Regions from separate parts of the Mus musculus genome. Here region 1 is linked to region 2. The links are chromatin loops, found by intact Hi-C in ENCODE. Cell type or tissue: gastrocnemius. All regions are shown on one strand. Each heading gives the region's core, and the rest is flanking DNA. Links, peaks and the distances in the headings are about the cores only. Region 1 has its middle 15 kb from the start of Arxes1. Region 2 overlaps 5730412P04Rik (RIKEN cDNA 5730412P04 gene).

Region 1 (12,730 bases), core at 2,540-10,539, 68 kb after region 2:
ACAACAAAATGACTCCAATCACTATACACCTTTCAATAATAACCTTAAATATTAATGAACTAACTTCTTCAATGAAAAGACACAGACCAACTGAATGAATCACCAAAGTGGTGAAAGACATCTGCAATGAATACTTTAAATCTCTTAAGAGATAAAGAAAGACACTAGAAATGACATCCCATGCTCATGGATTTGTAAAATTAATATTGTGAAAATGACCATTCTAACAAAACCACTTACATATTCAATGCAACCACAGTGAAAATTCTGATCTAATTCTCACATAAATACGAAAATCCATGCTAAAACTCATATGGAATCACAAAAGACCCCAGGTCCAAAACATTATGAAGCAACATGAGCAATGTTGAAGAAATTACTGTTCCAGACTATCTATCTATCTATCTATCTATCTATCTATCTATCTATCTATCTATCTATCTATCTATCTATCTAATATATATATATATATATATTATGGAGCAATGAAAGAAAATGAGGCCATGAATTCGAGAAAGAGCAATGGTGAGTGCATGGGAGGGGTTGGAGGGAGGCAAAGGAAGGGGAAAATGATGCCTTTATTATAACTTCAAAAAAATTAAAAGGCGTTACAAAATATAAAGCTAAAATTATTTGAGACAAAGTTGTTAAATGAATTAAAATTTAATATAGCTATAACAGAACTTAGGGCAAACAAAAATGATTATTCAACTCAAGCTTGCTGAAGGCCTCTCTCAGCATACAACCCAAGACAAAAATTAAGCAGAAAAATTGCTGATTTTATTTCACAAATAAACACTTATGTACTACAAACGCAGTATAAAAAGAAATAAATGAAGTACTGAAAAAAAACACATGGAAAGGACAGTATTAATCACATAAATATATAATGAATTAGGGTAAATAACATACAGGAAGAGTACAGAAATGTGAAAATAGACACGGACCTTACTAGACTTGCTACAATCACAAGTGTCAATATATATCTGGGAAAACTGGCTTGACTCAAGCCACTGAGTGGTTCATTAGAGTAACAGAAACCGCTTATAGTTCAAGAGGCTGAGGGTTAGCGTGGTTCCATCATGGTTCAGTTCTGATGAAGGATTTCTTCTTGGTTTCGGGTGGCTCCCTTCTTGTTCTACACTTACAGTTAGAGAAAGTCATTTCATGTTCCTTCTTTCTAATCTTTACAGACCTAGTAATCACATCTTGAGAGCCTCATTCTCATGACCTGATCAAATACCAATGACTTTCAAAAGTCCCTAATGGCAAATATGGGGGATTGGGGTTTTAAGTAGGAAATTTGGGTAGATACAGTTATTTACCCCACATAAATCAATAATCAAGAAAATGCAAATGAGAACAAAAACATTTCCAAGTATCAAATTGGAACAACATTTATTTACAGCTAATATTTTTTCTTTCTTCTTTTTTTTGTTTTCATTCTACAAGATCTCACTCTGCAGCTTAAGGTGACCCTGAACTCACTACCTAGAACACACTGGCCTCTTACTCATGTTGGTCTTGCCACCCCAGCTTCCTGAATGCTGGAATTCCAATTGTGACCTACAATAGCCAGTTAGAACAGGTAATGTCTGAGCATTTATAGTGGAAGTGCTTCATACTCAGCTTCATTTACCACACAACTTACAACTTACAGATATACAGATATTTTCACAAGGGGATTGAAGTTATACATCAGAAGTCACAGCCTGAACACAGAGTGACTCCTCACGCTGTTACTGTGCAACTTTGAGAAGTAGTGATTCTGTAGTGATAGTGACACTGAGGGAGAACTGGTGTAGAGGGTGTGATAAAGAAGAAGGCAGTGTTAGATGTATTTAAAGAATAATTGGCTGATACAGGTTGGAACATTAAGGGGGTTTATGACGTCACATGATGTAATCAGGGCTAATAGATTTAGCAAATAAATGATGTCATCAAGGGCACAAGTTCTTTTTATCTCTAGCCAATTTTTCCATGCTTGGTGTGAACTTCATCCTAAGGCTGGGCGTTTATCCTTCATGTAACATGTTGCCTGAAGATGATGGTAATTGTGGCAATATTCACTTTTATTTCTGACTCCCAGAAAGTGAGGGAAAATCTTTCTTGCCAATTATGGGATTAAAACGCTATTTTTCCCACATGACTGATCCATTAGAAGATGGTTGTCCATTTACAACCAGTTGTGGCCCCAGGTAGATTTTAGGTCCTGGCACATCCAGAATAATTAAACTCAGTCTCTTTAAACAAGTAGTGAGGTGGTTTGGTGAGAGAGACACATCTGGAGAGTTGTAGCTCTGTTGAGGAAGAATGGAAAAACTGCTATTGGGTAAGTGTTTACCACACCAGTAGTCTCAAAACTTGGAACAGCTCAAGATAGTTAGGGCCCCCAGAGGTCGCTGGGCAGGAAGTAAATGACAGCAAGTAGACAGACCAAATAGCTTTGAGAAGGAAATAGTTCAGAATCTGCTGACACTCATGGAGAGGAGAGTCAGAAGTGGAGAGAGAAAAGAACACATGAACTAAGTCAGAATAATATCATATGATAGAAATCTGAGGGGTTGAGGGGTCCTTCAGATCTTGGAAGTAAAAATAAAAAATGGGGTGGGGGCGGGGAGGGTTCTGTTCATTCAACTTACAAGTTACAATAAGGCTTTCAATCAGGCTAAATGGGATTCATGTGTCTGCTCCCATGGACTACCTACAAAGCAATGAGAAAGTATTTACAGTTGTCACTCTCCACACACACAAAACCTTCTTTCTTAGACTTGAAGGACCAGCACCAGGTGTGCTGGCTAGGCTGACCTTTTTTCTCCAACAGTAGGTAGAAAATTGGCACAGAATACCATTGCACAAGATCCCCGGAAAGGGAGCACTTTGGTTGTCTTAACTTCACATCTTGCCAGTGTTTGCAAAGGTTTTCAATGGCCGTTGTTTATTCATTTAGTAGGCTCATAGCATATATGACAGAGCATAAGCTATCCTCCTTCATTCAGTCCACCATTCTTGATCTCCTTCCTATCGGATATAGTCAGCATTACTCACCTACTAAGGTTCAACCCTTATCGTCTCTTATGACAGCTTTGCTGAGTCTACAGATTCTCTCTTCTTTTGACTCCTATTTACACAACACGGCCATCTATCTATCTATCTATCCATCTATTTTCTAGATGTTGTTATATCCACCCAGGAGTCATATGTTTCTTACTTTGACTCTCACCCCATGAGCTCATATTTTGTAACTGTTTTGTGTCCTTTAGGCCATTGGTGTGATCTGTGAATTGGTTTCTTCGTTTCTCTACTTGTCCTTTCTTAAATTCAGTCTCCACAAGGAAATAGAATATACCCCCCCTCTCACACACACAGTTATAGCCTCTACATGTCTCCATTGCAACTCAAATACTTATTACAGATCAAATATTTATCATATCCTTCAGGTCCTGCAAGACCTGGACCATAGCCACCTAACCAACATAGCCACCCCATCCCTCCATGGCTAAGCTCCAGCTACACTAGTTTTCATTGGTTCTTAAATGACCAAGTGCTTTACTCTTGTTGAGCCTGTGAGTGTTGTTTACTCTTCTGTTAGTCTAGCTACTCACCTGCATCTTCTACTTACGATTAAAAATGGTGGCCACCTCTATCCATACTCTCATTTTCTGGTCTAAATTGTATGTTATCACTACAGAATCCTAGAGCTGAGGTAAGGATTCAGTTTAGTGGGGAGAATGCTTGCCTAGCATGCAGGAATCCCGGAGTTCACTCTGCGTCCCTACATAATGTGGTGGTGCACGCAAGTAGCACACGTGGTGCTTATCACTTGGGAAGTGAAGGCAGGAAGATCGAAGATTCAAGGTAATCTTTAACTGTACAGTAACTTTGGATCTGTCTGGAATAATGTATGAAATATACTATTCTTTTTTAAATGAAAACTTTAAAACTGAGATTTTAACAGAACAGTGGTGAACAATGCACAGAGGTGGTTCGCAGTAGTAAACTACAATGTTGGCAGAATTGTGCGCCTGTAAGGAGGGTATGATTAAATTGTGGCATTTGTGAAAACTATTGCTGATAGACTCACATGCTGAGAACCTGCCAGGCTCATTTTTTTTTCAGAGATTAAGAACTTTGTTAAGGATTTTATATTATAGATCATGTGGAAGCTTCCTGGAGCTAACCATATACTTTTTTTTTCCCACTTAGATCTGTGAAGAGTTTAGGTAAAATTTGTAAATGATCTTGCATTTGAGTCTGAAGTTTAAAAGCAACAGTTACTCATTTTGGGCCAAAAACTACAGGCATGACTGTGCATGCTTACTGGCAGCTCTCAGACCATCCCAGCTCAGCTACTGTGTTTGGCTCTCTTCCCCATGCTCAGCACTGTAAACAAACAATCGGACAACAAAAGCATGGGATTCCTGATGCTCTTCTAAGTTTGACCACAACCAAATTGTAGGGTGTACCTGATTCAGAAGCTCAGCGGCAGCCACGTTTGCATCCAAGTGGCCCCCACACTTCAACAACACCAGATTATCAGAAGCACAAAGAGCACCGGCTTGCATTTTTTTCTGGCTCATGGGACAGGTCAGGCACCCCCCCATAGAAAATTATTCTTCCCTATTTGATCTGTATCTACCTTTTCTCAGATTAAGTGGCATTTCCTTTTCTTGTTTATTACCTGGCAGTTGCCAGTGACGGCATTTTCAGTCGTTCCTATGTTCTATTCCTGTCCAGAATGTCTTGCCAGTATATTGTTTTGAAGCAGGAAATGTAAAGACTTCAGGGATAGAATGTTAGATATCAGAAGGTAGGAAGTCAATCTTTTGGGGACTTTAGTAGGTATAAGAATCTTCTCTGGACTTTTGTTTTCGTTTCGCACGTTTGTATGTTATAGAGCACATTAATTGTTGAGGAGTGTTGAAAAACAGGCACTGTAGTGCCCTGTAGCAATGGCTCATGGGAGTCTTCAATTCTTCAACTTTGCTGAAGGGTAAATCACTTCTATGCAGTTTAATGGGTGTGATGTCAATGGTTTCCTAAATGTCTTTATCAACAGAAAATTCCCAGTGTTTTTCAACACAGACAACGCTAGAATTCTGAAAAGTCAATTCTTTACTGTGACATAAGAATGTACTATATTAATTTCCAAGGCTTTTTAAAAATATCAGTCAATCCCCATCTCTCAGTACAATGGGCACACTGGACTATGTCCTCATTAAGATAAATAAGAAGAAGCTTCTATATATGCATGTGTATAATGTTTCTGCAAGTCTGAGAGGTGGACGGATAATCTGCATCGTGATTAAGATTTAGGATGACTATTATAGTCACATTTTTGTCTGGTTCTCTTGGAAGAAAAATATTTTCTGATGCATCAAGGTCAAAGGGCTTCATAGGGGTGGGAAATTGTTTAAGAGAATCATACTAAGTTTTGAATCGGAAAGGCCTCATCAAGTATTAAATATTTTAAAGTAGTGATAATTTCCATAGTGTGCATTGTTTTAGGTCTTCTGTTGCCCTGTGGGAAATGTTTCAAATGGATATAATGACACAAAAATAGAATGCTTATGAAAAGAGCAACGAAAAAGGTTTAAACATTAGAACCATTCCTATCTGTTAGTAATTAGGCTCCTGAACAATAGTTGCTTATACAGGGAATATTTGGCCCTCATTTTAAGTGAGAAAAGAGCCATTTAAACCATTTTTATGAAAATATGCAAGATCTCACAATATGTGTGTTTGTCATTCACACACAAAATAAAAGTTATTTTGCTTTCCTTTCTATATTAAATGATGCTTATATTTGAAATATTAATAATTAATTGATTAAATATGGAAAATGTGTGCAGTAACCTAAGAAGAATATTTGTTACCAAATCAGCAAGTGATAAGTTTAGACCTATCCTAAGTTAGTCTCTCTGAGTTAATTAAATTTTAGTGAAATTGGGTCTCACTGTTTTTCCCATGTGAAATCTCTGGACTCAAATAATCTTCTTGCCTCAACCTCTTGAGTAGCTGAGACTACAGACATATTCCACTGCCCTTGGCTAAATTGTGTTGCCTCATTTCTACCTTTCTCTATGCTGAGGTCCGGGTGGAGTGGACCCACTATCTCAGGCCTATTAAGCACATGGTCTACCTACTACTGGACTGCATGCAAACTCTTTTTAACTGATTCTAACATTAACTGAAATGACTTAAGAATTCCAGCTTTGGATCTGGAACTGTCCTTAAAGCTGTTGTTCCCCTAACTGGGCTGCTTTGCCTGGCCTCTGTGGGAGAGGATGCACCCAGTCCTGCGGTGACTTGAGGTGCCAGGGTGGGTTGGTACCCAGGGGTCCTCTCCCTTCTCAGAGGAGAAGGGGAGAGGGTGAGGGGAGAGTCCAGGAGGGGGGCTGCAATTGGTAGGTAACATGAATAAATAAATTAATTAATGAAAAAAAGAATTTTTTCCATCCTTCAATGATGATTTATAGGTAGCTAATGGTTGATCGAGAGAGATCTTTTCTTTAGTTGTGTACCAACTAATGAAGTGCCCATGTTTGTGTAAGTAAAATCTGACCCATGGTGTTGTAAATAACAGTAAAAAAAGCAAAGAGGAAGAGAGAGTTACAGAGGGTGAATATGATCAAAGTATATATGTTTGGAAATGTTATGAAACATGGCTATGATTAATTTAAATATGCTTTTAAAATAGGAATGCTGGTTTAAGGCTAGAGTGTTTCCTTAGTGTGAGTCAGGTCCTGGCTCCAAATGTCCCCATTTTTCAAAAAATAAAAATAAAAACAATGCTGGTTTCTACGCTATGCCCCAAACTTACTATGTTAGTAAATCTAGAGTCAAACCTAGTTTTCAGCCTGTCGTTCAGATCAGATTACTAGTACCCCATTACTGTGAATACCTCCGAGAGCCCCACTGAATCTCTCCTGCGTACAAACTCATATGTTTATCACTTTCAAGGCTGGTGTTAATTCCAGTTACCCACTGTTCAGGCCTCTGATCATGAGAACCAATGCAGAATTTTGACGGTAGACTAGCAATCAGATACACCAAATGCCACAGTTATGAAAAGCAGAGAAACTTAATAGATGTCTCCAGGATTTATATAGAACCTTGGGGATTAGGAAAGAGCGCCACCTAGTGGCAATAGAGCAAGGCCAGTTACACATATATACCTATGGGTCTTCACAGCTCCAGAGTAACGTTCTGCAGAAAATTGTTTGGATTGGTACTTGGTTAGTTGTTTGACTGGATAGTATATGTGTGCGTGTGCGTGTGTGTGCATGCACACATGTGTTCCCTTACCTACATGATATATAAAAGTTTATAACTATTTTTGATGAAGAACTTTGCTACCATTAATCAATTAATACGATAAAATGTGTTACTTTTTCATTGCAGTAGCATACAGTAGAGCATCAATTTAAAGGACGGTTATTTCTGCCTCAAGGTTTGAAAGTTTCAGTCTATGTTGGTAGTTTTGTGCAGTGGAATAATACAGGCCATAGAAAGGTATCTGGGAAAAGGGTGGAGAAAGAATGTGTGCCCATGCTAGAATATCTCTTTTTTCCTCTTTTCTTCTATTTGATCCCAACCATAAAAAATATAAACACTGCCTATATTCAGGGAAGGTCTTTCCCTCTTAAATAATCCTCTCATGGACACACTTAAAATTATGTCTAGCTAAAATCTAGGTGCTTCTCCAAATAACAACGGCCCAAGGGAGGATGATAGAAATTTTCTCAGAAAGCAAGATAAAATAGACATTAGAAGTGGATGGAGAGGGCTGGAGAGATGGCTTAGCTGTTAAAAGCACTGACTGCCCTTGCAAAGATCCTGAGTTCAAATCCCATCAACCACATGGTGGCTCACAACCATCTGTAATGAGATCTGACGCCCTCTTCTGGAGACAGCTACAGTGTACTTAGATATAATAATAACTAAACCTTAAAAAAAAGAAAGAGAAGTGGGTGGAAAAAGGTAATGGGTGGGAGAGGGGATGGGAAGAGAACAGGATCGGGGGATCAGGTGTAGGGAGAGCAGGGAAGAGAGAATGGAACTTGGTAGTGGGCACTGGAGGCATCTCTGGGATGTATCAGAGACCTGGGACAGGGGTGGTGGTGGCAGGAAGTCTATGGGGGTGACTCTAGATGAGACTGCTAACAGTGGGGGATATGGAGCCTGAAGTAGCTACTTCCTATAGCCAGACAGGACTCCCAGTGGAGGGATAAGGATACCAACCCACCCACAAAACCTTTGACTCAACTTGTGTCTTCCCTACAAGATGTGCAGGAACAAAGACAGAGTAAAGATGGAGGATATGACCAACCAATGACTGGCCCAAATTGCGACCCATCCCATGGGCAAGAACCAATCCCAAAATGAAACTTTGTTATGCTTACAGATATGATCCTACCATAACTGTCCTCTGAAAGGCTCCACTCAGCAGCCAATGGAAACAAATGCAGAGACCCACAGTCAAACATTAGATGGAGCTCAGAGGGTCTTATGCAAGAGTTGGGGGGGAGGATTGAAGGAATCCTCAGGGGATAAGGACTCCCCAAGAAGACCAAGAATCAACTAAACTGAACCCTTGGGGGCAGAGGCTGAACCATGAACCAAAGAGTATACCTGGTCTGGACTTAATGCCACCCCCCACATATGTAGCAGATGTGCAAGCTTAGTCTTTATGTGATTCCCCCAACAACTGGAGCTGGGTCTGTCCCTGAATCTCTTACCTGCCAGTGAATCCTGTTCCCCTAACTGGGCAGCGTTTTCTGGAATCAGTAGGAGAGGATGTGCCTACTACAGTGACTTAATGTGCCAGAGTTGAATGATACCCAGGCCTTCCCCTTCTCAGAGGAAAAGGGGAGTGGTGGTGGAGGGACTGTGTAAGGGGGGAATGGGAGGAGATGGTGGAGCTGCAAGCAGAATGCAAAGTGAATTAATAAATTAACAAAAAATATAGGTGTGTTGTGGATGGGCCTGCTGCTCTTTGTAATTTGATGCTAATTCTGCTTTCCTAGGAGGGGTTGCAGACAAGGAATGAGTCCCGTACTCAGGTGACTTCTTGTGAACCAATCCCCTAAGGAATAAAGAAGCCAATCACTGGGTGAGTAGGCGGGACTTCTGGGTTGGATGGAGGAAGAGAGGAAGCAGGAGAGAGTTAGGTCTTTTTTGGACGGGGATAGCGTGAGGACAAGATTTAATTATGAGTGGCTCCTGGTTTCAATGGTGGATCTGTCAGGATTCGCCACAGGAGGATTTAGATTTAATAAGACTTACAGATTAGAATTTTAGTTGATGCACTCAGTGATTGAGTTTATGTTGTTTCTGAACTAAGCTTGTGTTGTGTTTTCCTTCACACAGCAGCTTGTCGGGGTTCAAGAGAGAAAGATACGGTTGGCAAAGCATGGATTTGCCTGAGGTGCACCACAAAGGTCACGGGGGATTTGAAGCATGGGGCTGGTGTGGTAGAGACCAGCCAGTGGGAACTTAGCGAGCTGGGTGGAGATGTTTGGGGAGCTCCGGGCCAGAGAGTCCCCACAAGATAGTAACAGGCCGGCCAGATCACCAGAGCTAAGAGTAGCAGGGCACAAGCACTGGAATGTGCAGGCTTTTTAAAAAAACAATATTTCCTGCAACATAGGTGCTTCTCAGTCCATTCAAGTTGACAATCAAGGTAACTAATTAATAAAAGAAATTATTTGAAACCACATATACCACCTTGAATGTAAAATGCTTGGAAGCATAATATATACTTTTTAGGCATCACTGAGTTAGCAGTTTCATGTTGAGTAGTGTAATGGCTTGAATGAGAATGGCTTCCATCAGCTCATAGAGTTGAATAATTGGTTATTGGGGAGTGACATGATTTGAGAGGGTTAGAAAGTGTGGCCTTGTTGGAGGAAGTGTGTCACTAGGGATGGGCTTTGAGGGCCCAAGCCAGGCCCAGAGATTCTCTCTCTTTCTGATGCCTGAAAATCTGGATATAGAACTCTCAGCTACTTTTCCATCAACATGTTTGCCTGTGTGTGACCATACTTCCTGCCATGATGAAAATTGACTAAATTTCTAAAACTGCAAGTAGGTCCAAATTGAATAATTTCTTTTCTTTTCCTTTTTTCTTGGTTTTTGTTTTGTTTTGTTTTAGGTGCACAATGAAAAATTTTATTCATGACAGGTTTCAAAACATGGAAAAGAAGACATAAATGCACAAAGGCATCTCACAAAACTGTCACATAATATAAAAACACCAGAACTGAGCTGTTAAAACCATGGCTCAGGATTCATCCATGTATCTCAGCAACACATTCAGTGCCTTAAGGTGAGAAAATACAGTCTGACAGAAGAAAAAAAAAAACCACTCAGTAGGACAGAAGAACTAAGTAACAATTGGTACTGAGTTCTTAGTGTGGAAACCATACACATGGACAGCATTTCTCATGACAGGGTGACATGGAAACCAAGTTGACTCGAATGGATGATTCGTTTGGATTTGTTTGTATTTTGAAGAAAAAAGACAAGACTGTGTGATAGTTTCCCTTCTAGGCCTTTGGTAACCTTGGTTAGCATCCCACATTCAGTTCTTAGCACCCATGTCAGGCAGCTTACAACTGCCTATAATTCTAGCTCTGGGGAATCTGATGTCTATTGTGATCTGCTGCTGACCATTACTGATTAATAGAAGTTGAATTTGATGTTCACCAGAACCAGTGGACTCGAGGCTAGTACTTCTTCAGAGTTCTTTATTGGCAGTATGTGAAGCTTTTATTCCAGATCAAAGTTCAAAACAAAGCAGGGACAGAGAGACACTGAAAAATATACAGGGAATATTTCATCACTATCACCAGATGTACTCAGGATACAAAAGGCCTTATGGCTTAATGAGGAATGTTTGCACAATGCCCTTTAGCATGCTAAGCTGCATTGATGAAGGGGACATTTTGCCCATAGCATCCCATGGGAAGGTGAAGTCATTCCCCGCAGTGGAACAAAGTTCTATGGGGACAGAGTTCACACAGCAGGCTAGTAGGAAAGTCTATCCTATCTAGGCTGCAAGTGGCCTTTTCTGGCCTCTGTGAGTGCTGCAATCAAAGCACCACATAATTAAAATAAAATATTTTGGCAAAAAAGGTTTTCTAGTTATTTGTTGGAATCATCTTTCCTACATGACAATACATCTACACAGGCATAAAACTCACAAACTATTGTTAGGACATACCGGTGCTTCACTGGTGGTGGTAATTGAAAGAAGTCTATTTACAAATATCCAAATGATCCATCATGTAATAGATATACATCACCTATCTTCGATAAGCTTTATAATTGCTGGTTATAAGTTATTCAACAATATGAAATATTTACCCTTCCAAAACTTTTATCATAATTGGATTTATTTTTATCTGTTTCATGAATTGGGGTACAGATTTAGCAATGGGAGCTTAAAAAATTGAGCAAGATTAATGATCCACCTCGGTTCTCTGTGAGTAGTTTCCTAATGTTGTATTCATATACTTTCAGACCTGTTTTACTCACATCATTTCATATATCAATTTTGTTTTTCCAGTTAAGGTGTACTGTTTATTAAATAAGTCATTGTAGGAGAGTTAATTTGGATCTTTATAAAGAAGTTCATTAGCACAAAATGACTTAGCACAAACATATGCTAGGACACCTGCTGTATACTCAGTTTAAGTACAGTTTTCAGTATTAATAATATCAATTTTTGACGGTACCATCACAGAAAAAGAAATTCAACATGGATCCAAATTTTGATGATAATCCTATTAAAAGAGAGACACCCTCATTTTGTCCTATAATATACCAAAATCATGGACTACAGCAAAAAAATCTGCTTCATAAATAAGTATATACTTGTAGCATGAAATATTTAAAAAGGCTGCATCCCACGATAACACTGTCTACTCCCTGGCCCCACAGTCTTGCTGCCTCCATGGCTAGCCCCATGCAGCGATCATCCATCTAGCTGTTGCAAATCCCTGTAACCAGATAAAATAAAAAATCTAGAGGCTTGTAATTTACCAGTCATATTTATATTAGTAAATTCTCAACCCACAAAACGCCCACATGATGAACTCAAAACTCAGTTGATATAAACACAAGCTATACACCTAGTTGGGGCAAATGTGCCCTACTTATTATTTAATCATCTTTCTAAGAAATCCCCAGTACTTATGGCTCCCAGGACTGTGTGGTTCTGGCTCTGCTTCCTCTCCTAAAGGTTCCATCTTGTCTCCCTTCCTCTCCCTCTCTGTACTCTCTGTACTGCTCTCTAAAATTCTCAGCCTGCCTTCCTTTTCCACTGCCCAATCACAAGCTCTCACCTTATCTTGTGCCTCCCTCACCTGCATATAGACAGCCATCCACATATACTCATTAGCCTCACTATATGACAAACCTAAGTAAGAACAAAGATCAAAATTGGAGCAAAGTAGAATTCTTTATATATATATACACTTTTTATTAGGTATTTTCCTCATTCACATTTCCAATGCTATCCCAAAAGTCCCCCATACCCTCCCACCCACTCCCCTACCCACCCACTCCAACATTTTGGCCCTGGCGTTCCCCTGTACTGGGGCCAAAGTAGGATTCTTTATTAGCTCATTTTTACCTTTCTTTTGACTCTTTAGCACAGAACCCATCAATAAAAAATATTTGCCACAGAATACTTGGTGGAGTATCTCATAATTCTCTTTGTAAA
Region 2 (12,730 bases), core at 2,256-10,255:
TCTTTAATTCTTTAATATCCCCCAACTGTTCTTGCATTGTTGGTGATCATCAGTGTACTCACATTGGGTCGAACTTCACATGCAACTCTGCTGAAAAAATGAGATGTCTATATCTGATTTTATAAGCTTCATATAGCCATAGCCAAAACACACATATTCAAGGTCCATCTACATACTCATAAGGAACCAGTAAGATGTCCTTGCCACTCACTCCTGGTTTTAGAGTAGACTTCTGGTGCTGGAGAGATGCCTCAGCAGTTAAGAGCACTGACTGCTCTTCCAAAGGTACTCAGTTCAAGTCCCAGCAAGAACACTGTGACTTACAACCAACTGTAACAGGATATGATGCCTTCTTCTGGTGTGTCTGAAGACAAGGTATTCATACACATAAAATAAATTAATCTTTAAAAAAGAGTAGACTTCATCTCCAAGCTTTTTGCCTCCTTGGACTATGATTAATGTGCTCAAGCTTCAAGCCACCTTGTCAGCAGGGCTTATAGAAGGGACCATGACCAACATTCTAACTAGTCTTTCTGGTTGATGTTAAGTTGAATCAAATGTTCCGAGATGAAGTTGAAGTATTTTACCATTCTCATCTATTTTAGAACATTCATTCTAGTTGATGACATTACCTAACCCAAAGCTTTGCGCACCAGACATTTTTCCAGAGAGGATGTACACATGGCCAACAAGCACATACAAGGGTAAAAATGTAAAAAGATACAGCACCATTAAGCACTGAAGAAATTAAAGTATAATAAACCCCAGATACCACCTTATAACTGCTAGATAGTCAGTATCAAGATATAAGAGATATCACATTTTGGCAAGGATGTGGAAAAACAAATCCCTTATATACTGTTGGTGGAAATGTAGATTGATAGACATTAGGCAGAATGATGCAGTAGTCCCTCTGGCATTTAAACTAGAGCTACCTTGTGGTCCAGCTATCCAAATTCCTCTTTTGGTCACAAACTAAAAGGGTATAACAGCAACAGTGTTTATCAAAACATTATTCATAACAGTTAATATGTGAATAATCTAAAGCCTGTTGGCATACAAATGGATGGGTTATTGCCTATGTTCAAAGAAAAACTCAGCCATAAAGGAAAGTTTTGCTATTTGATAACATAGATGAAGCTGGCAGGCATTATAAGGCAAATATTGTATGTTTTTACTTATAATGTAAACCTAGTTAAACTCGGAAGTCACCTGTACATATTTCCAGTTAGAAAGACAAAATGGGGGCTGGTGAGATGGCTCAGTGGGTAAGAGCACCCGACTGCTCTTCTGAAGGTCCGAAATTCAAATCCCAGCAACCACATGGTGGCTCACAACCACCCGTAATGAGATCTCATGCCCTCTTCTGGTGCATCTGAAGACAGCTACAGTGTACTTACATACAATAAATAAATCTTTAAAAAAAAAAAAGAAAGACAAAATGATGAAATGTTCATCAAAATATACAAATTCATGTCTATCCAAGATAAAGTGGATGAGGGGTATAATAATGTAATGTGTATAGGAAATTTTGTCAGAGTAGATGTCATGGTTTGAATAGGTTTGGCCCTCATAAATTCATGTGTTTGAATACTTGGCCCATAAGGAGTGGCACTAATATGAGATTTGGCCTTGTTGGAGGAAGTGTATTATTGTGGGGGCAGAGTATGAGGTCTGCTATGTTCAAGCTAGGCCTACTCTCTCAGTTTCCTGTTGCTTTTGGATCAAGATGTTGAATTTTCATTTCCTCCATCACCATGTCTTCCTATACACTGTCATGCTTCCCACCATGACGATAATGAACTGAACCTCTGAAACTGTAAGCAAGTCCAAATTAAATGTTTTATTTAATAAGAGTTGCCTTGGTCATGGTGTCTCTTCATGGCAGTAAAACCCTGACAGCACTTCATGTGCCATCACAAAAAATTTTAGATCTATTTAAGAATATCCATATCACCTTATTTTGTTTCCATATAGTAATAATTCCTTTTCCTGATTTTATATGCATATGTTAATATACGTGTGTGTGTGTGTGTGTGTGTGTGTGTGTGTGTGTGTGTGTGTGCGTGCTTGGGAGACTAAAGTAGGAGGAACAAGGAACACAAGTTTGAGGCCAGTCGTAGCCACAGAGTGAGGCCCTGTCTCAAAAAAGAAAGAAAGAAAGAAAGAGAAGAGAAGAAAATGAAATTAATTTATACATACATTGATAAAAAGATGCTACATACATTTATTATTTTCCAATATGTACAAACCATGTTTCTCACTGGGAAAATAAATAGAATAAATGTTTAAAACTATGTATGTAAGTCAGTGGCAAAGCACTTGCTTTTATCATCAAAACCACAGAGGTACACCAACTGCTTAGACACAAAAGATATATATGTCTATATGTGTGCATGTATCACTATAATATTGTATGTGTCATGGTTTCTACATCTCAAATATACATATACAAATACTTGCAAGGTTCAGTTCTCTATATCTTAGAGTCAAGTTGGGAATTCTTTGGATTTAAGAGATTCTAAAAGTGATGGATACAGAGGGATTGCTGCTACAATGGAAATTCCAGAAACTCCTATTGAAAACATTAAGCCACATTGCTAGCTTCCTTTTACTATACATACTTGAGTCCTCACTAGTCACTTCTCCAAGTGTGATTATAATTTTTGTTCTCATTTCTTAACAATTAAGCTTCTAATTTGTTAAATAAGAAAGCATGTAATATTCTGTGGAATAATTTATAAAATAGAACAATAGAGCCAATCTTTAAAAACATTCTTTTTGATTTTGATTTTCTAAGATCCATTTGGTATTGACATCACATATTTTGTTCATTAACCATCTGCTTTATCTACTCTGTCCCCTCCTTTATACTGTTAGATATGATTGCACTGCAGAAATCTTTCACAGAAAGCATTCCACGATGATGCCATGATCCCCACCCCTGCTCCTACACCCCACCAATTACCCCCACTGCATCTGCAGGGCATAGCTACACAGGCTATTTTTTCCCAAATCATGCTTTGAACTCAGAATCAAGCTCTTGCATAGCAACAGAAGTTGACAACCAAAAACTGTCCCTGGAAGAAAAAGTGGCCTCAAGTAATGCTAATGGTTTTGGAAAAATTGATGACTTCTTATCTCCAAAACACCCCCACAAGCATCCCATCTCCTTTTTCTACTAATGCTCCTAACCCTGTGTGACCAGCATTATCTGTTCTGAAGAAGAAGAAAAAAAACTCTTTCTATTCACTGAAACTATTCACTGATTCCTCCATTTTGTGAGTAACCCAAGACCTCGTCCAATAAAGGGGCTGCTTTTTACAAAGGGTTTATGATCCACACACAGAGTTCCATTCTTTATGATTACCTTATAAAAGAATGGAATCAATTTCATTTTCTTTACTGAACAAGAAACTTTCCCCCAAGATGGTGAGAAGGAAGCCTGTCTCTCTTCCAGGTGTGGCTTGCTGTAATTCATGAGGAGGACACATGAGTGGGATCCCACAGGCCTAGCTTCTAGTTTTGTGAGACCCTGACTTAGAGTGTTTCTCCCTAGAAGGTAAAGCCCTTGGACAGCCCCCAAGCTTGTTTTCCCTGATCTCTAAAAATGCAGCCAGAAAGAAGCTCTTTGTTCTCTATAGCCAGCAAAAAAACCTTTTTGTTTCTGTGCCTTACAGCCAGAGATGCTGTTTTGTAGCAAGACCTACAAGGACATGGAGATAGACGCCAGAGAGGAGGCTGCAGCTCACTCCCCCCCTCGCCAGAAAGGAGCTGTAGCCAACTCTCCTCCCAACTCCTCCCAATTCCTCAGCTAGCTGTTCAAAGCCCCCTACTGTTACCGCTCAGGGTCGAACTCCCCTGCCCTGCACAGCAGAGGGACTTTGTCCTCAGCTAGCTGATAATAAAACCTCTTGTAGTTTGCATCAGGTGTGGTTTTCTCATGTTATTGGAGTGCTGGCCAGCTCATTCAGGGACTTGAGTGGAGGCTCAGCTTCAGGGGTCTTACAGTTTCAGCTCCTGAAAACCTAGGGGAAAAGGGTCCCAGGCTAACGTCTCAGTCAGTGAGTTGATGGTCCAGGTATTCATTGTGTGGTTCTTTCTTTAAAAGCCACCTGCTGCCTAGCTTGCTGTGACTCCTGTCCTCCTCTCAGTTGTAGGAGACTGCCCTGTCCTGTCGGTGGACTCTTAAAAAGAAACCATATGTAACATTTAAAGGAATCAACTTTCTCCCATTACCACCCTCAACCTGCCTGTGTGAGGAAAGCTATATTTCTGTCTGTGGTCACAATGTCAGGAGCCAGTATCCTAAGCAAACAGATATAACTGTGTCATTCTCATAGGGATTCCAGATAGCTCTGAAGAGGGAAAATATGCCACCTTTATTGCTGGTCACCACTGTTATAATTGGCTCATTTGACTTTGGACCACAATGTCCACCCATTTCTCACATCAAAGTCCCGCTCATCTCAGAGCTTCCCAATAAGCTGACAGTCTCCTAGCATTTCAGCCACATGAGAGCAAATCTGTTTTAACATTTTCTTTGTGTGTGAAAGAGTAAGCATAAGTTTCATTTGTTATTGACATCATACATTTTATTCACTGACCACTTCTTCAGCTTAGAGTGTTGGAAGATACACTGCAGACCTCATTTCTTCCAGAAAGTATTCCACAAAGAACCCCAGACCCTGACCCTCTTCCTTCCTCAAGAGCCACCCCCTAGTAGGTAGGAGAGCCTTGAGGGGAAGGGGATATTCATGCAAAATAAATGACCACTGAGATCTTAACTCAGATAAGTCAGTTCTAATAAACTGTAAGAAGGAACAGCTATGGGAAGGTTGAGGGGGTAGTAATGGGAAAGGATTGACTCCTTCCAAAAGCATAGGAGGTCTATTTTTTAAGAATCCACTGACAGAGAACAGCACAGTCTCCTACAGCTGAAAAGAGCCCAGGAGTAGCTGAGTGACAGCTCACTTTGAAAACAAGAACCATACACTGGTAAATGAAGACTCAGATCATCAACCCACTGACTGAAATACTGGCCTGGGACATTTAGAGCACTTCCATCTATCATTTCGAAGCACACATTAGTCTACAGAAAAATGCAGTGAGTGACATACAGACATCTCAAGGAGTCCTAACTGGATCCAGTGGATATTGTCCTGTTAAGAACGAGACATAGAACACAGGAGCCATGAGTAGGAGGATCAATACCAGCTTTCAGCAAAAATAAATTGAACTAAAATAAAATCATAAAAGAAAGTAAAAAAAAAAAAGGCAGGACATCACCAGACATGATGACACACATCTGTGATTCTACTAACTTGGGAGAATAAGGTAATATGACCACAAGTTTGAGGTAAACATGGGAAAGCAATAAAATGCTGTCTCAATGTATACACAAAAAGGGGTTGAGGGAGTCATAGCTCAGTGGTAGAACACTTATGTAGCAAGCACAAGGATCTAGGTTCAACTCCCAATACCAAAAGGAAAAAAAAAAGAGATAGCATCAACTAGTTTTGCCATTCATGAAAATTGGTGGCAGAAACAAATCCTAGAAGCCTAATCTAATAAAGTATTTTGTACCCCTTTGGTTTACTTTTAGGTTAATCATAGTGTGTCAGGAAAATAGATTTGGAGAAAGCGACCTCAAGATTAGCACACAAAAGAAAGCCCTTCTGAGCTTCATTTAACCAACAGAGCATGTGCGAAAAAGGTTAGCTTTCCATATAGATAGGAGGGAGCTGTGTAAATATCCCATAAAAGGTCGCATGGCCTCACAGACCAGCACTTTTGGGGTCTTTACAAGCAGATTACAGATTCTTGTCTCTTTCTTTTTTTTTAATAAATAATCTCCATTTCGACTTCTAACTTTATGCCTCTGGTCGAATTCATTACCCTTGGAAATGAGAACCGATATTTCAGTAGACACCTCGGATGCAGATCCACTATTGTAACAGAAAATGGTTTTTCCCTTCAAGTTCTTAAAATAAAACAGAGGAACCAGATTGGTAAATCTGCACGGTGAATGACCATCAGAGACTGCACTTTCAATGAGGCAGCTAGGAAAAGAATGTTATTGGATGAAATAACAAGGGGGGAAAGCGGGACCTTATTGTCTGGAGCAAAGCCCTTGCTAGTAACATTTATAACCTGCTGTTTATTGGCCAAAGTAACTTAGGCGAGAAGACAATACGGTCAACTTCAAGAAATGTGATTTTTAATTTTAACTTTGTGCTATAAAATGATTCTCTTCTCAGGAGTACACTAGTGGTAGGTACTGCTAATATGTTCACTCTTTGCAAAAGGAAGCCAGGAAATTTCAATCTCATTCATGTACAAGATGCCATTGTCTTAACAAGGCTGAGCTAGCGAGGAAAGCACTCGCTGCCCAAGTGTGAGGACCTGAGTTCAAATCCCGCATAAGACCCAGAACCTGTAACACACAATCAGAATAAGGGTGAATGGAGATTCCAACTTTCTAGAAGGGTCCTGTATGCCAGGCATGCAGTGGGAGTTTGGCACTAAACGCCAAATGCAGAACAGAAAGAGTTACAGATTCAAGGCAAACACATCAGAAACGGCAGACTAAAGGTCGGGATTGGTGCAGCAGCTTAAATGAGCCACGATAAACTATCCGCACAAAAAAATTGGTTCCCACTTCAGAATGATTGATAACCTTGTGAGTCATCCTCGAACAAATGACAAACGAGAAGGTCAAGCATTTTATGTGTTTTAACATAAAAGATGCCCAGCTTCAAGAATGAGTTGGCCTGCTCAACAATTCCCCATGTCAAACCGTAGTTGGAGGTTGGAGCAGGCTGGGCACTCTGCGTTATGTTACTGTGTCCGGTGTGGCCCCGGAAGGATGCTGCGAGATTCTCGTTGGCTGCGACCTTCGCAGAGGCCTCTGGGATGGAGCTGGTGCGGCTACTGCCTCCAGCGCTGTTGCCAGAGGCTGTAGGCTACAGGGGCAGCGCCAGTCGGCTTAAGGGGAGAGGGTCAGCAGGGAAATCACAGCGCGTTTTTCTGGCAAAAAGCCAGAGGGGGGAAAAAAAGCGGAGGAGGGCAGCTACCAGTGGCATGAAGATAGGGATCCAAAAAGAGTAGGGACCACTTGGGGGTCTATAGAAGCAGGACTAAACTGCAGACGACCATTGATGACGTCCCGGAAAGGGGGTGGTTTTTGTCGCTGCTTCCAGTGTGTTGTGAGCTGGATTGGTGGTCTTTCGGTCTTTCAGGGGCAGGTGTGGGGCGGGCGCTAGGAGACAAGGCCTGTGATTGGAGAGTAATAAGATACCAGAAAAAAACGTGTTGCCATGGCACTCATACACGACTGGCTCCAAGTCTTTTTTTTTTTTTTTTTTTGGTGGATTTATTTGGGTTGCTAGTTTTAAATTCAAGTTCTGGTGGGATAACTGAATAGTACTGAAGATAACTGCCACCCCTGCTGTGTTCTGAGGATTGCATTAGAGGACCGGGTGTAGAAAATGACTTTATAAATGTATCCTTTACATCCTTCCTGTTGCCATTAATCCTGTAACAGGGGTGTTGACAGGTCTACTTAGAGATACCACACTGAAAAAAAAAAAAAAAAGAAGTCAGCGACCAGCCCTCCCTGATGTGAGCCTTTAACATCTTTTTAGGAGGAAGCAAAGGCAAAACCCCGTTTCCTTCCTGTTTTAGTTCCAGCTGCAGCATCTATTTGGGAAGGCAAATAGTACATAAGATCCAAACGGTTAGTTTGTATAGAAAATCCAGAACCTATTTCTGAGAATCAGTTTTACTCCTTGCCAGTGAAAACCTGTATGTAACCTCTGTTTTGAACAGCAATGCAGCATGCAAGTGTTTCTCTGGCTTGAGTATTTGATAGGTACCTGTACCAATTCTTTGTTTTTTTCTAGCCAACATAATTCACAGCAGGAAATCTGACACCTATCAGAAAACCTAAGTAAACATTTAAAAAAACACAACTTTTTCTTCGTTAAAAATTTTAAAGTGTGCAGGTGTTTTGCCTGCATATACAATATACAATAATCAGCATAATAAATCCATGCAGCGCACATAGTAGCCAAAAGAGGGCGTCGGGTCTCCTGGGAATGGAGTTGCAGATGGTAATGAGGTGCCATGTCATGTCGATGATGGGAATTAAATCTGAGTGTTCTGAAGCCATCACTCCAGCACCACTAAGCAAATTGAACACTTTGGAATCATTCAACCTGTTGCTTTGATAATCCCAGAGACAGTAGTATAGCAGGTAACCCAAGTCAGTAGTCTTCTGATTTCTCTGGGCACCCCTCCCAATCATCTGGAGGGCTTGTTAAAGTAGAACTGAGTTGAATCTATATAGCTGCATTTTTTAGTTATTGGGGTTGAGCTTCGAATTTAGTGTCCTAACAAGTGCCCGGAACATGTAAACAACCACTGGCTCTGAGACCAGTCTCAGAATAGTGGGAAGCTCTACAAGAAACAAACATGAGTAAACTATTTCTCTTTCCAGTTGCCGAGTGTAGCTTCTAGACTGGCTCTGAAAACTTTCTTCCTTCCCCTTTGTTTCTTTGCATTAGCAAGAAACAAAACATTGATACATGAATATGAAACTAAATTCACAGTTTTGGCCAAAAGTGGGTAGAGAGAAACTCTCAAATCTATCTACACCTTGCCGGTAGCAATATTACAATTTACAGAAAATATTAAAATTTGGGAACACATCCCTGTAGGTAGAGCTATGGCATTGTGTTAGCACAGTTGGGAAGTAGGTCTTTCCGATGTTAGGTATCAGGGTGTTGAGATGGTCCATTTTCATTCCTGATGTGACATTTCCTGTAGGAATCCTAATTCCTAGGACTCCTTACTAAATTAGGAAAGTGGCAAGAGAGTCTAAGCACACTCCCAAATGGATTCTGTTTTCACATGATACAGATAATATTTAATTCAGTTTTATCAATAGTTTTTCTTGTGTACTGACAAATTCTGATTATAGGTTACAGCAATGTTATATGTATGAATGTAGTGCAGAATTAAGTAAAAAATTAGCATATGCATTACCCAAAACGAGAGAGGTTTACATTTGTTATAGTCACAGCACTGACCTTTTGTTGAGGCAGGCTTTCTCTACAACGTCCTGGTTGTCATTTTACTCTAAGCTAAGTCCTTTGCACGTGGAACAACTTGATTCTTGAACTGGAAGCTGTTGGGCTCTCCCTTGCTACCCTGGCTGAGCTAAAAGATAAGGTCAAACTGGCACCTTGCTTATCCTTATGCCAGCAGTTTTTTGTTGTTGTTGTTGTTGTTTGTTTTGTTTTGTTTGTTTTTGTTTTTTCTGAGACAGGTTTTTTTTCTGTGTAGCCCTGGCTGTCCTGGAACTCACTTTGTAGACCAGGCTGGCCTCGAACTCAGAAATCTGCCTGCCTCTGTCTCCCGAGTGCTGGGATTAAAGGCATGCGCCACCACGCCCCGCCCCATGCCAGCAGTTTTGAAGTCAATAAGGGTGATTTGATGAGAAGGTATAATCCAATCTTTCCACCCTTGCTCCTGAGGCATAGCCTCAGACATATCGCTTGCAGGTAATTTGTACTGGATGTTTTCCATCAGGCAAGTAGATCTGAGTTTGAGGCCAGCTTGGTCTGTGGAGTGAGCTCCAGGACAGCCCAGGGATTTACACAGCTGATGGGAGAAAAAGTATCCCAATGGAAGGGCATCCTGAGACACTAGAGCTCAGGACAGCACAGCTCTGAGGTAGGACAGAGTCCCTACGGAAGGACATTCATAGATGTGAGAGCCCATGAGCCATAAATCTCCAAGGAAGCCTCTTCAGAGACTTTGCATCTCCAGGGGGCTGGGTATCCCCAGCTAAGCTTTAGACCTCCGGACCATCAGCCCAGTCTCTTCAGTGTTACAGTTCTGTGCCCCAGTTGAGCAGAGGATCCCAGAACCATCAGCGCAACTCTTTCAGCATTACAGCTTGCATGGGGTAGGGCAGTATCCCCAGCTTAACTGAAGAGCTCCAGGTCTTCACGTCCTTTCACTTCTTCATTGCTTCTGGAAACGTCCAGAAGAAGCTACATATGTTCCTAAGGGGGAACCAACAGCTAGGAAGCGCAGACACAGTCTTTATATAAGGTTTCTTAGGGGGCGGGGCTTTTAGGGCAGAGATTTCCAGGGTGAGGATTGGTAGGATTTCAAGTCCTGAGTTTGTGGGAGTTCAGGGATTGGTGAGTGTTCTTGTTCAGGGATTGGTGGGCTTTCCTGATCAGGGATTGGAGGGTTTTCCTGCTCAGGGATTGGTGGCATTTGTTCAGACTTTTCTGGTAAAACTGGCAGAATCTGGGGTGGGTTCTATTGAGGAGCTGGCGATAAAGTGTGTAAATTGTTACAGCAGCTGGAAACAACTACTATGAGAGGTGGTCTTGGGGAGGAGCCTTGTTGCCGGAGCTCCTTAGGTGCTGGACCTGACCACTTGCCTGACTTAATGGTTTACAAAGTTTACAAAATATATAACATTTACAAAGGGAGGCCATGGCAGGGAAAGCTTTCCCCCACAACTTGAGTGGCGTGAATAACGAAAAAATCCCTCATGAGATATCTTGGCATTGAAGCAGGAACCAGCTGATTCGGCTCTAGGATCTCCAAATATCTTTACTCCCAAAGGTGGTTCACTTCCTAGTGCTGAGCATCCTCACCCACAAATGAGCCCAAACACTTGCAGTCAGGACTTTGTCCTTCCCTCCAGCTTACAACAGCCTCCTTCCGAAACTAATCATGATAACCATTATGAAATCAGTTTCCATGAGAACCAGGATGCTCATAGGCTGTTCTCCATACATGAACTGCCTCTATATAACCATTTCTTCATTTCCCTTGTCTTTCACTGAAAGCAAACAACCTCAGCCTCCAAGCACCCTGAGAAAACATACTTATTAGAGAAACCAATCTCAGATGCAGGCAAATGGCAGACTTCGGCTCAGCCAGTAGGAACAAAGCACATTTGTGTTGTTAGCAATTTTGCTTTCTATAAATGTGACTTTAGGGGAATATTATTTACTGATACTGAACTAGCCCCTTTGAGGGGGGAAACTACTATGTATGAGAGATGGTTCAGTGGTTAAGAATGCTGACTGCTCTTTCAGAGGTCCTGAGTTCAAGTTCCAGCAATCACTTGGTGGCTCACAACCATCTGTAATGGGATCCGGTGCCCTCTTTTGGTGTGTGTGAAGACAGTTATTTTTAACTATCTGGAAGAAAGCAAAGAGTTTGTCCCCAATCACAAGCTGATACACCAAAGGATTAAAAAAAAAAGAAGAATGCCATTTTGAAGAATCCAGCAGTTATTTCATGGATGTAGACCTGAATAATATGGTTTCATAGAAGGCAGAATCCTACTTGATTCAAACCTATATTGATTTATCCTCAGAAATGTATAAATAGAGATAGGTATACAATATACAACCCCAGTAATGCTAGGTTGGCTTACACATTTTGAAAGGAAAAAGAGAAGTGACAAAGTTCAGACTCCTTTTCCCTTCAAAACTTGGTGACAAGCTCTCTTTTAGGGATATATATTTTGCTTTACTCCACAGAGAAGGGTCTTAGCATGCTCTACCATGCGTATGTGTGTATGAACCTGCATGTGCTCATGTGTGCAAGCATTTTTTTTTGAGACAGGTTTTCTCTGTGTAGCTCTGGTTTCCTGGAACTCACTTTGTAGACCAGGCTGGCCTTGAATTCAGAAATCCACCTGCCTCTGCCTCCCAAGTGCTGGGATTAAAGGCGTGTGCCACCACTGCCTGGCTGCAAGCGTGTTTTTATAACTTCGATGTTTTGTTCGTTTGTTTGTTTTCACTAAACTATGTTTGTGTTTTTAAAGGTACTCATTCTTGTTTCTAACTGGAATTGTATACTAATTCAAACAGTGACTAAACACTAAAAATATTATGATGGCCTTATTCTTTACAGAGAGAACTGAAGATTGTAAATTAAATTTTCTGTCAAGTTGGATTCTTGTAAATAGTTCCTAGAACTGGACAGCAGTGGATCAATGAGATGGCCACAAGACCTTAGACTTCAGGGTATAGCTATCTGGTGTCTACTGTCTGTATGTGCCCATGGAAAAATAAGGTTTTTTAAAAAAAGTTTTATGCCTGGGCCAGGAAGCAGAATTTCAAGGCGAGCTCTTTGGGAACCATTTGTCAAAGTGTATAAACACTACCCAGCTTTGATTGTACATTCACCAAACAACTTAGGAAAGACCTTTCATCTGTTGGGAAAGCAGTTTTTCAAGTCAAGTGACTTCAGTAAATACTTACCTTTCGAGGAGTTTGGAAATGTTTAAAATGTCCAGGGTTTGTGTGTGAAGACTTCTGAAGAAGCTGTGTTTGCAGAGACGGATTGTCTGACTAGGATTGCAGTACTGTGCAGACATTGGAATGTTGCAGGTTGAGAGTCTTAGGAGGATTGCCTTATCTTGGAAAAGTTCTAGCCCTCAGGAACATGCATTCCTTGTCTACCTCTATTTTAGAACTAATATCCTGTAACAATGGATAGAAATTGTTTAGAATCTATTAACTAAGTAGACCACTAGCTCTCATCCACCCAAAAGCCAAGGATGTTGTTATCAGATAGTATCTTGGGCTTATAGGAAAGCTTCCCCCATTCTGCTTTAACTACCTCCATAATGTACCCACAAACATATTTTTAAATTGCGTTGATTTATGAATTTCTGTATTTTGTA

What was found. Hi-C counts contacts between places; a loop is a spot of excess contacts. Peaks named below come from ENCODE experiments on the same cell type or tissue, not always from the same donor. Only the 100,000 strongest peaks of a DNase experiment are listed, where the experiment ranks them.
Region 1: a loop joins it to region 2, with 2.2 times the contacts of the local background. A loop is called at or near these places in 16 of 42 quality-filtered maps.

What each region holds. Positions count from the first base shown.
Region 1 is chrX:136,042,136-136,054,865 of GRCm38, reverse strand. No RefSeq gene overlaps it. Among named protein-coding and RNA genes, the nearest start is that of Arxes1, 15 kb to the right of the region's middle. In gastrocnemius, for the core only: a CTCF peak has its summit at 7,138 (motif pointing left); a DNase peak (open chromatin) is centred at 7,135.
Region 2 is chrX:136,110,059-136,122,788 of GRCm38, reverse strand. It overlaps 5730412P04Rik (RIKEN cDNA 5730412P04 gene), which reads right to left. Exons shown (of 7, transcript NR_045424.1): 6 at 12,306-12,527; 7 at 7,369-7,578. It also overlaps a transcript of Nxf3 not described here. Among named protein-coding and RNA genes, the nearest start is that of 5730412P04Rik, 12 kb to the right of the region's middle. In gastrocnemius, for the core only: no CTCF peak of the experiment used is centred there; DNase peaks (open chromatin) are centred at 6,481, 6,927 and 7,185; H3K4me3 peaks cover 230 bases.